Regions from separate parts of the Homo sapiens genome. Here region 1 is linked to region 2. Evidence: chromatin contacts called from ENCODE Hi-C or POLR2A ChIA-PET data. All regions are on one chromosome and are shown on one strand. Each heading gives the region's core, a stretch centred on a gene start or an enhancer-like site at or near the end of the contact. The rest is flanking DNA. Distances are from core to core; before and after follow the strand shown.

Region 1 (5,325 bases), core at 872-3,371, 54 kb after region 2:
TGGTGAAGCCCCGTCTCTACTAAAAGTACAAAAAATTAGCCGGGCATGGTGGCAGGTGCCTGTAATCCCAGCTACTCGGGAGGCTGAGGCAGGATAATCGCTTGAACCTGGGAGATGAAGGTTGCAGTGAGCCGAGATTGTGTCATTGCACTCTAGCCTGGGCAACAAGATAACTTTGTCTGAAAAAAATAAATAAAATAAAATAAAATAAAAGAATTCAGGTGCAAAGTATTGACCTGGATGAAGGTGGGAGACATTTTATATATAAAAAATGTAATCCACCAAGCTTATATGTAGTGTATCTTTCTATGACAAAGACATTACTGAAATATACAAACAAACTATTCAAAACAACAAAAAGTAACTAAAAATGCATAATCATGGAGAGGTCAAGTAGACAAATTAAAGTATAATACAGAAGATTTGAATAATATAACTAGCAAACTTGATTTAATAGATACATATGGAACTTCCAAACTCCAAACCAGAGAATAATCATTCTTTTCAAAAACCCAAAGAACATTTATGAAAGTTGGCTACAAAGAAAATATTAAAATTCAAAAAGTTGAAACTGCAAAATTGATACTGGTCTGTCAACCTTAGGTAAGATAAACCTGGCTAACACTCACAGCAGCAATAGAAGGCTTCTTTCCATCACCAGCAGGTGGATGAGTGACATCGGCTCCCAAAAAGATCACTGGTTGCTGGAACACAGAAGGTCTTAAACACATTTTGAAAAAGGGTTAGATATTTCATTTTTTCAGTATCCATTTATCTGTTTCACACAATTGCAACGTAACTTCAAGTTATTGACAGCACAGAGGAAGTCCTATGTAATCCAAATTTTTTTTTTTTTTTTTTTTTGAGACGGAGTCTCGCTCTGTCACCCAGGCTGGAGTGCAGTGGCACGATCTCGGCTCACTGCAAGCTCCACCTCCCAAGTTCATGCCATTCTCCTGCCTTAGCCTCCCAAGTAGCTGGGACTACAGGCGCCCGCCACCACACCCGGCTAATTTTTTGTATTTTTTAGTAGAGATGGGGTTTCACCATGTTAGCCAGGATGGTCTCGATCTCCTGACCCTGTGATCCACCTGCCTTGGCCTCCCAAAGTGCTGGGATTACAGGCGTGAGCCACCGCACCCGGCCAATCCAAAGTTTTATTCACAGCAGAATTTTATCTAAAATAGTGGTGCTGGTGGTTGAAAAGGGCTGTATTAATATTAACAGATGCTAGTATTCTCCAACATGGGCACAAAATTATAAACTTCCTTATGATCCACAAATTTTTATCACTCTTTAAAAAAAGACTTATATTTTAAACCTATGTAATCTCTCAAGGGAAAAAGGAATCATTACACTTCAGACTGGAAGGGATTTTGGGAATCCACTACTCCCACTCCCTGGCCAAAAGTATAAATTTGAGTAACATATATTCAATGGTCATAAAGGAAGCTAGGACTTCCTTTTATTTTACTTTATGTTATTATTGTTTTTTTGAGACAGGGTCTCACTGTGTTGCCCAGGCTGGAGTGCAGTGGCGTAATCACAGTTCACTGCAGCCTTGACTTCCCTGGGCTCAGGTAATCCTCCCACCTCAGCCTCTGGAGTAGCTGGAACGACAGGCACATGCCACCACACATGGCTAATCTTTCTATTTTTTTGTAGAGATAAAGTTTCACCATGTTGGGCTTGTTGATAAAATTCTTTATTTATCTCATTTACGGATCTCATCTCATATTTAACAGGGGTAGAAAGTAGAGATGGCATGGAAAAACAGGAAAAAAAGGACTTTTGTGTCAAACAAACATGGGCCAATTCTTATTCTAATGTTTATTTGTGGTGTACAGTTAACTTTTTTGAGGCCTAATTGCTTCAACTATTAAAAGGGAACTTGTTCAATTCTCTGAAAAATGACCTCTTCCTCAGTGACTTGCACAATAAGCTACCTCCTGTTTCTAGGTCATGTTGTCTCTTACTTCCTAAGAGCTCCAGCTCTAAGAAGGGTGATCTAACAGTAATGTGTTTTCTCACTGACTATAGCAGGAAGGCTGATATGGCTTACTTAATTGACTAATCTGGGCTCCCAGTTCCTTCTCTCCTTCACATTCCAGGTAGGTGAGTAGTCTCATGAAACCAGGTTGAAGATGATTACCAAATAAAGTGAAAATTCTTCAAGCTGGGCTCTCCAGTGAGAAATAAAGCACTGGATACTTTCTGGCTAGGTAAGAGGTACTTTGCATACTAAATGAAAATTTTTGGGGCTTGAGCCTGCTCCCACCCTCTGGAGTGTACTTTCATTTTCAGTAAATCTCTGCTTTTGTTGCTTTGCTTCATTCTTTCCTTAAAAAATAAGATAAAATAAAATTGTGGGGGGCATTTTCACAAGAGAATCTCTGAACCTTGCCAATCCAAATTATTTTTTTACCAAAATGTCTACGAATCTCCCATAGTAGGAATTATTAAGGGGGTCTCTTACACAGCCCTTATAGTAGTTAGATATGGTCATATATAGACAAATGAAGATATAAAAATAATATTTTCATAAGCGATTAGCATATCTTACCTTTGATGAGGTACAAGAATATTATTGATCCCTCCGAGTTTAACATTTATCTTTAGGCACAAGTTTGACAGAGTTTGAGGAGATGTTTTTATTACATTCTTGACTTGAACACATTGTGTAGCCATACCCAAAAGTGTGTCTCCTACACGTTTCACTTCCGCTATGGAATAGATGCAAAACCTCTAGTCAGAAAAAAAGACCTGAAAATAATTTTACATACTGAAAATAAAGCTACTATGTTTCCCCCTTAAAATCCATCATTGTATTACAGGATACCAAAAATTATGCCAATACAGTACTAAGGCGATGCTGTTAAAATTGAAAGTATACTGCTTTGAAGACTAGCTTAAGTATTTAGTGACAATTTTTCTAGTTGTTTTCTTCTTTGTATAAAAAGGTATATTTTTGCCATAGCATAACTGCAATAACTGAAAAGCATAAAGTGAAACATGCACATAATCCCTTGTTATCGTTTTATAGTACTCTCTTCCAATAATTTTCTCATTTATATTATTTTAATGTACTTGTAATCACAGTACACTTACAGCTTTCAATCCTATTCTCTTATCTTTAATTTAAAAATTCAGAGGTATTATAGCGCAAAGAACAAAAGTCCCCTGTTCCTTTCCTCTCCTCTGCCATTATAACCATCATAAATATTTCGGTGTATATAACTTTTTTTTTTTTTTTTGAGAGGATCTCACTCTGTCACCCAGGCTGGAGTGCAGTGGCATGATCATGCATCACTGTAGTCTCGACCTCCTGAGCTAAAGCGATCCTCTTGCCTCAGCCTCCCAAGTGGCTGGAACTACAGGCATGCACCACCACACCAAGCCTTTTTTTTTTTATTTAAGTAGAGATGAGGGAGGTCTCACCATGGTGCCCAGCCTGGTCTCAAACTCCTAAGCTCAAGTGATCCTCCTGCTCCAGCCTCCCAAAGTGTTGGGATTACAGGCAAGAGCCACTGCACCCAGCCATAACTTCTTTTTTTTTTTTTGAGATGGAGTCACATTCTGTCACCCAGGGTAGAGTGCAGTGGCGCGATCTCAGCTCACTGCAACCTCTGCCTCCTGGGTTCAAGCAGTTCTCCTACCTCAGCCTCCCGAGTAGCTGGGATTACAGGTGTGCACCACCTCACCTAGCTAATTTCTGTATTTTTATTTACTTTTTATTTTTTTTGTTTTTATTTTTTATTTTTGAGATAAGAGTTTCGCTCTTGTTGCCCAGGGCTGGAGTGCAACGGCGCAATCTCGGTTCACTGCAACCTCTGCCTTCTGGGTTCAAGTGATTCTCCTGCCTCAGCCTCTTGAAGTAGCTGGGATTACAGGCACCTGCCACCATGCCCTGATAATTTTTTTTTTTTGTATTTTTAGTAGAGATGGAGTTTCACCACATTGGCCAGGCTGGTCTTGAACTCCTGACCTCAGGTGATCCACCCGCCTTGGCCTCCCAAAGTGCTGGGATTACAGGCATGAGCCACTACGCCCAGCCAATTTCTGTATTTTTAGTAGAGATGGGGTCTTGCCATGTTGGCCACGCTGGTTTTGAACGCCTGACCTCAAGTGATCCACCCGTCTTGGCCTCCCAAAGTGCTGGGATTACAGGTGTGAGCCACTGCACCCAGCATAACTTCTTATATATAAAAAACATAGAAAAATGGGTGCAATGTCTCACACCTGTAATCCCAGCACTTTGGTAGGCTGAGGCGGATTGCTTGAGCCCAGGAGTTAGAGACCAGCTTAGGCAACAAATCAAGACCCCATCCCTGCCAAATTTTTTTTTTAATTAGCCAGGCATGATGGTATGTGCTTTTAGTTCTAGCTACTCAGGAGGCTGAGGCAAGAGGATTGCATGGGCCTAGGAGATGGAGGCTGCAGTGAACTATGATCGTGTCATTGCACTCCAGTCTGGGTGACAGAGTGAGACCTTGCCTTAAAAAAAAGGACAAATGACAATACACATTTCTCTAAAGAAGATAAACAGAAAAATGACCCATAAGCACATGAAAAGATGCCCAACGTCTCTAATCATTTAGGAAAATGCAAAATCAAAGACATTATGAGATACCACTTCACACCCATTAGGATGGCTACTATCAAAAAGCCAGAGAATAACAAACATTGGGGCAAGGATGTGGAGAAACTGGAACTCCTGTGCGCTGTTGGTGGGCATGTAAAATGGTGCAGCCACTGTGGAAAACACTGTGGAGGTTCCTCAGAAAATTAAAAATAGAATTACCATATGATGCAGCAATGACACTTATTAGATGTATACCCAGAATAGCTGAAAACAGGGTTGTGAAGAGATATTTGTACACCTATGTTCATAGCAGCATTACTCATGATAGCTAAAGTGTAGAAGCAACCCAAGTGTCCATCAACAGAAGAATAAACAAGATGTGGTGTATACACACACACACACACCCCCCGCCCCCCCACACACACATATACAAACAATGGAATATTATTTGGCCCAAAAAAGGAAGAAAATTCTGACATATAGTACAACATGGATGAACCTTGAGGATATTATGCCAAAAGCCAAATATTGTAGGACTCATGTACATAAGGAAACTAGAATAGTCAAATTCATGGAAGCGGAAAGTAGAACAGTGCTTTCCAGGGGTTACGTGAGGTTTAATAGGATATTAAAGTTATTGGTTAATGGATAAAGAGTTTCAGTTTGGGATGATGGAAAAAAGTTCTGGAAATGGATAGTGATGATGGCTGCACAACATGTGAATGTTCTTAATGTCAGAATGT
Region 2 (5,142 bases), core at 2,128-4,627:
GGTCGTTTCGTTCTCTGGGACCCTGAGAGCCTTGAAACATAGACAAGATAAAGGGGCTTCTGCCCATGCCTCCCTAGGGTCTGCAATTGAGGAAGGTTTACAGTTTGCGGCAATGCCAGAGGCCCCCTGGATCACCCACATACCCACACCACACACCTCCAGCCCCATACTCACTCCCTGGCATCCAAGACGGACTGGGCATCACCCTCCAGATCCTCCATGTGGCCCAGGAGTTGCTTGAGAAAGTGCTCGCTGGAAGACTCGCCCTGCAAGGCCAGGTGCACAGCCAGGGCCTGCAGGATGGCGCCATTGTAACCCAGGGAGGAGGCGTGTGTCAGCTGGGCCGAGAGCCGGGCAAACTAGGGAGGAGGAGACCTGCTGTCACAGAAGCCCTGCTGCAGAAGAGGAAGGGGACAGCCCAGAAGCCAGCCCGCCCTGAATACCTTCTGCACATCCTGGACACTGCTATAGGCCAGGGAGATGCCAGCCACCCGCATGGCACCTCCATTGCCATAGGAGCCTTTCCCGTTAAACTGGGCCCGGGCAGGCTCAAAGACATCGCGACATTTGGGGTTCAGGAGCTTCTTGAAGACAGTGACTACTCCAGCACCATAGCCCCTGTCAGGGTCTTTCTTGTACTCCTGAGCAAATCTAGGGAACAGAAGGGGAGACAGAATTCAGATTTACAAGATGCCTCTAAGGGTTGGGAGAGAAGAAATCGAGGCTAGTTTGGAAAAAGAGAAAGCCTCGGGGGCCTAAGGAGCCTGCACCAGCAGTGCTGCTGTTTTAGCTTGGGAAGCTGTGCCAGCCTGACACAGGCTTCTGTGGAGGGTTGGGGGCGTGGACATGCACAAATGTCATTCCTCTGGTCAAGGGGTGCAATAACTTTCCCACCTGGTTTGCCTCAGCCCAGGACCATCCCCCTCACCTGTGAGCCATGTCCACCTCGTCAAAGGCCTCCTTGGCTAGCAGGGACTGCACCAGGGCCCTGGCCATGGCTGTGTCATCTGTGTAGTACAAGGCTTCTGTGGGGAGAGGAGGGAGGATGAGAGCCTCCTGCTCACCTTTGTTTTTTTTGTTGTTGTTTTTTGCTTTTTTTGGAGACAGAGTCTCGCTCTGTTGCCCAGACTGGAGTGCACTGGTGCAATCATGGCTCACTGCAGTCTTGAACTCCTGGGCTCAAGCTATCCTTCTGCCTCAGCCTCTCAAGTAGCTGGGACTATAGGCATGCATCATCACACCCAGCTACTTTTATTTTTTTGTAGAGACAGGGTCTCACTCTGTTGTCCAGACTGGTCTTGAATTCCTGGGCTCAAGCAATCCTCCTGCCTTGGCCTCCCAAAGAGCTGGGATTATAGGCCTGAGCCACTGTGCCTGGCCCTGCTCACCTTTTATTTTAGTTTATATTATTATTTTTTTGGTACAGGGTCTCACTCTGTTGCCTAAGCTGCAGTGCAGTGGTACGACCATGGCTCACTCCATCTCGACCTCCCAGGCTCAAGGAGCCTCTTGCCCCAGCCTCCCGAGTAGCTGGGACTACAGGTGCACACCACTGCGCCTGGCTTTTTTTTTTTTTTTTTTTTTTTTTTGTAGAGATGGAGTTTCATCCTGTTGCCAGGCTGGTCTCAAACTCTTGGGCTCAAGTGGACTCTCCCAAAGCGCTGGGATTACAGTTGTGGCTACGGCACCCAGCCTCTACTCATGTTTCAGAGTTACCACATCTAAAATGACCTCAAATCAGTTTCTCACTCCCATTCACTTTCGTGGGCCTGGGAAGCCTTAGGATCTCAGCAATGGGATTTTCAGCAATTCTTTATTCCAAGTCAGTCCTGCTGCTTTCTATTTTATGTATTTATTTATTATGAGCCTACATCATGGTTTGATCTTCTGATTTCTGAAAGAAAACTTCCATCCCCTTGTGGCTGCCATCCTTGCAGCTCCAGTCTTTTTGTTTTTGTTTTGTTTTTCTTTTTTATAGACAGGATCTTGCCATGTTGCCCAGGCTAGTCTCGAACTCCTGGACTTAAGCGATGATCCTTCCACCTCAGTCTCTGGAGTAGCTGGGATTATAGGTGTGCGCCACCATACCCAGATTGAAAATGATAGTTTCTGGATCCAGATCTCCTCCTACTTCACTTCTCTGGAGCACACCACCAGTGATCAGTGTCTTCATTTTGAAATTCTTTTCCTAGGTTTCGTTGATAGCCACTCCTGCTTCTCCTCCTATCAAACTGTTTCCTTCCCTAATCCCCTTCCCTCCCTCCCTCCCTCTTAATTACCGGTGTTCTCCAGGGTTCTGACCATGGCCCTTTCTTCTTACTATGCTACCTGCTCTCCAAGAAGATTCACCTCCTCTGCTTGACCTCACACCTGCTACCTGAGCCGGGATCTGAGCCCACAAGGGAAGGGAAGTTAGTTTTACAGGCGAGACAGCGCATGCAAACGCCTGGCCTAGAGGAATCATGGTGTGAGGAACCGAAGAGCAGAAAGCAAGGCCAAGGCTGGCGGAAAACGAAACTGCAGACGTGTGGGAGGGCCGGACCACGTCGGACACGTTAAGGAATGTGGCTCTGTACTAAGGGTAATGGGAAATCACAGCAGGGTTTTAGGCAGGGGAGGACGCGATTAGAGTCAGGCTTCCAAAGCACGCCTTGCGGGGTGGAGAACGGGCTGGTGGTATACTGACTCTAGAGAACCGGGAAAAAGAGGTCAAGTCGGCAAGGGTGGACAGACAGTCCCCGACTTAGGATGGTTCAACTTAAGTTTTTTTCGGCTTTCTGATAACGCTGATACGCATTCATAGGCTCCTCGACGTCCGATGGGGCTGCGTCCAGATAAAACGGTCGTCTAAGCTGAAAGCGCACTTTCCACTTCAGGTATTTTCAACTTACGATGGGTTTATCCACACCCTGCACGGTTGAGGCCCCGGTGCTGCCACGCCCCGAGCACGGGATGTTCGGGGCGAGACGTCTATAAGGCCGGAGATCGCACTGGCACTCGCTGAGCTCAAGCTGTCTGCGGGTCATCCGGCTCTGGCCCCGGTGCCCTCGGCAGCCTCATCCCCGCGCACCCCCGACCCGTCGCCCCCGGAGGCTCCGCGCCCCTTCGGCCTCCCTCCCGCACGGCCTCTGACTTGCGCCCGGCCCCGCCCACCTGTCCGCTCACTCCCGGGCGTGCCGGGGTCCGGCTCCAGACTCTGGACATGACGCAGGACTGACGTCAGGTCGACGGTGTCGTGGGCCTCGTAGAAGGAGCCCACGCAGTCCCCGAGCAGCGCGCCAGCCAGGCAGCCTCGGAAGCGCGAGAGGGAGCGGGCCGCGCCAGCCCCTCCACCTGCCGCTGCCGCCATCGCCGCTGCGGCCATCCGCGCGCAGACTGCTCGCCACTTCCGGTGCCGCCCTCACAGTTTCCCTACTTCCGTCCGCAGCGCTCCCTGGGGCCTAGAGTTTCCACTCCGCCGCCAGGCCCACAGCGCCGCCCAGCGGCCCGGAGTCGCGGCGCCGCGCACTTCCCGCCAGCCTGTGCTTTGAGTCTCGGTTTTCCGCTCCTCACCACTGGGCTAACTGGGTGGGAAGGCCACTATGGGGTCTCCGGGGGATGGGCACTGAGCCAGACCATTGGATCACTGCAGCCCACACTGCCTTCCGCAGGCGAGCAACCCTAACTCCGCACCCCCAGCCGGCCCTCCCCACCGAGGCCGGGACCACCCCCAAGCCCTCCCACCGGGCCCTTGCCCCCTGTGGGCCTCCCTTAAGCATCAGGAGGGCGGACCAGGGGCCAACTGGGACACAGCCAGGTAGAGGCCGCGCTGCTGCAGCCCAGGAGTGCTGACCCAGCCCAGAGAGGGGTGCCCTGAGGGGAGGGAAAGAACTGGATTTGGTACATGGAGTTCGGAGGAATAGTGTTCCCCATCTTTGCTCCTCCATAGACAGGAGGGTGTTCAAGAACCCTCTCCCTGCTGGCTACATACAGTGGGGCAGAGAACAGCCGGCCTGAGATCCTCTGCATTTATTCCATTCATTTCTCTCCTCCCTCCTTCCATTGCCCACCCAACCCTGCCCTCCTCCTGCAGTCCTCCAAGGCTAGGCCAGCTCCAGCTGGCAGCTTTTGAGTGGACTCAGGGTGCTATTTGTGGTACGTGTGAAGGTGTCCACCTCAGGCACGAACCTCTCAGCAGGCACGGTCAGCTTGCGCCGTGTGTCCATGCACTTGGTGTCCAGCAGCATGGAGTTGGCCTTGCAGGCAATGTCAGCCTGCAGCCGGGCCAGGTGCTTGCACAGGGCGTCCAGTGCGTCCCTAGGGAAGGACATTGACAACCCCCCAGCCCCCATGAGGCTGGGAGGCCTGGGCTGCGTGCATAGCCTTCAGTCAGGAAGACAGCCCCAGGGAGCCAGCAGCCAGCAAGAGGCCCCATTTGTGGGCAGCGTCTCACTGCTCCTTCCGCCCACTCCCGAGACCTACTGTGCTTGCGCCAGCTTCTGCTTCAGGGCAGCGATGGTTGCCTCTAGCTGGTGAACCTCGTCGGTGAGGCCGTACTGTGCCTGGAGGCAGAGGGGTTGGGAGTTCCAAGTCAGCCACACTGTCCTTTACCTGAGTGCTGCCCCTTGACAGCAGTGCCCTTGCTCCATCAGGAATATGAGAAAACCTTGGCTAGGGGGCCCGTGCGCCACTGGGACACCCTCTCACCTGGTCCCGGCAGAGTTCCACGTTGGGCCGGTAGGTTCTGGCCTCTAGCCGGGTATGGGACAGCTTCAGGCTCAGGAGCTTTGTGCGCAGATCCTCCTCCAGGTGCCGGATGTCCTCCTGCAGCTCAGCGATCTCCTCCAAGGTCTGCAGGGGACAGAGTGACTGGTTTCCACCTGCTGGACTCACGTGCATGCCTGGTCCAGTGCCTCCTGGCGGGGGCATGCGGCTTCTCATCCCACAGCAGGAAGTCCAGGCCCCTGGAGATGCTCACATTCTTCTCTTGCCACTTGAGCTCACTGTACACTTTCTCCATCTCCCGCAGCCGCTTCCTGAAGGCAAATTCCGTTGCAACTCTCTGGGCTTCAAGCTCGTTGTTGGTCTGAAGGAGAAAACACAGGGCAAGGGGAGGGTCTACACTCAGGGCTGCCTGAGGATATTACTCAAGCGAGGGGCAGG

The links. Hi-C counts contacts between places; a loop is a spot of excess contacts on that map. ChIA-PET counts read pairs that join two places held with the same protein, here RNA polymerase II (POLR2A). Pooled maps may share reads with other maps.
Region 1: a pooled map shows a loop between it and region 2 (5-fold over the local background). The contact joins the enhancer-like site here to the promoter of ADPRS in region 2. A Hi-C loop is called at or near these places in 1 of 168 maps with a recorded cell type or tissue (CD4-positive, alpha-beta T cell), 9 of 37 single-sample maps with no recorded cell type and 4 of 50 pooled maps. POLR2A ChIA-PET finds 5 or more read pairs at or near these places in 5 of 52 experiments (A673, BJ, K562 and 2 more).

Annotation. Positions count from the first base shown.
Region 1 is chr1:36,031,572-36,036,896 of GRCh38, reverse strand. It overlaps AGO3 (argonaute RISC catalytic component 3), which reads right to left. Exons shown (of 19, transcript NM_024852.4): 13 at 2,564-2,723; 14 at 630-720. Among named protein-coding and RNA genes, the nearest start is that of TEKT2, 50 kb to the left of the region's middle. RefSeq lists an enhancer at 1,405-2,604. Within about 2 kb of position 2,121, at least 4 of the 41 ENCODE cell types and tissues checked have a DNase peak (open chromatin) inside an H3K27ac peak, as active enhancers do.
Region 2 is chr1:36,087,127-36,092,268 of GRCh38, reverse strand. It overlaps ADPRS (ADP-ribosylserine hydrolase), which reads right to left and starts at 3,377. Exons shown (of 6, transcript NM_017825.3): 1 at 3,154-3,377; 2 at 929-1,025; 3 at 444-651; 4 at 175-359. The coding sequence starts at 3,364. TEKT2 (tektin 2) reads right to left here. Exons shown (of 10, transcript NM_014466.3): 7 at 4,958-5,065; 8 at 4,687-4,830; 9 at 4,462-4,541; 10 at 3,994-4,296. The coding sequence ends at 4,083. RefSeq lists enhancers at 2,704-3,288, 3,289-3,874 and silencers at 2,930-3,359, 3,470-3,559.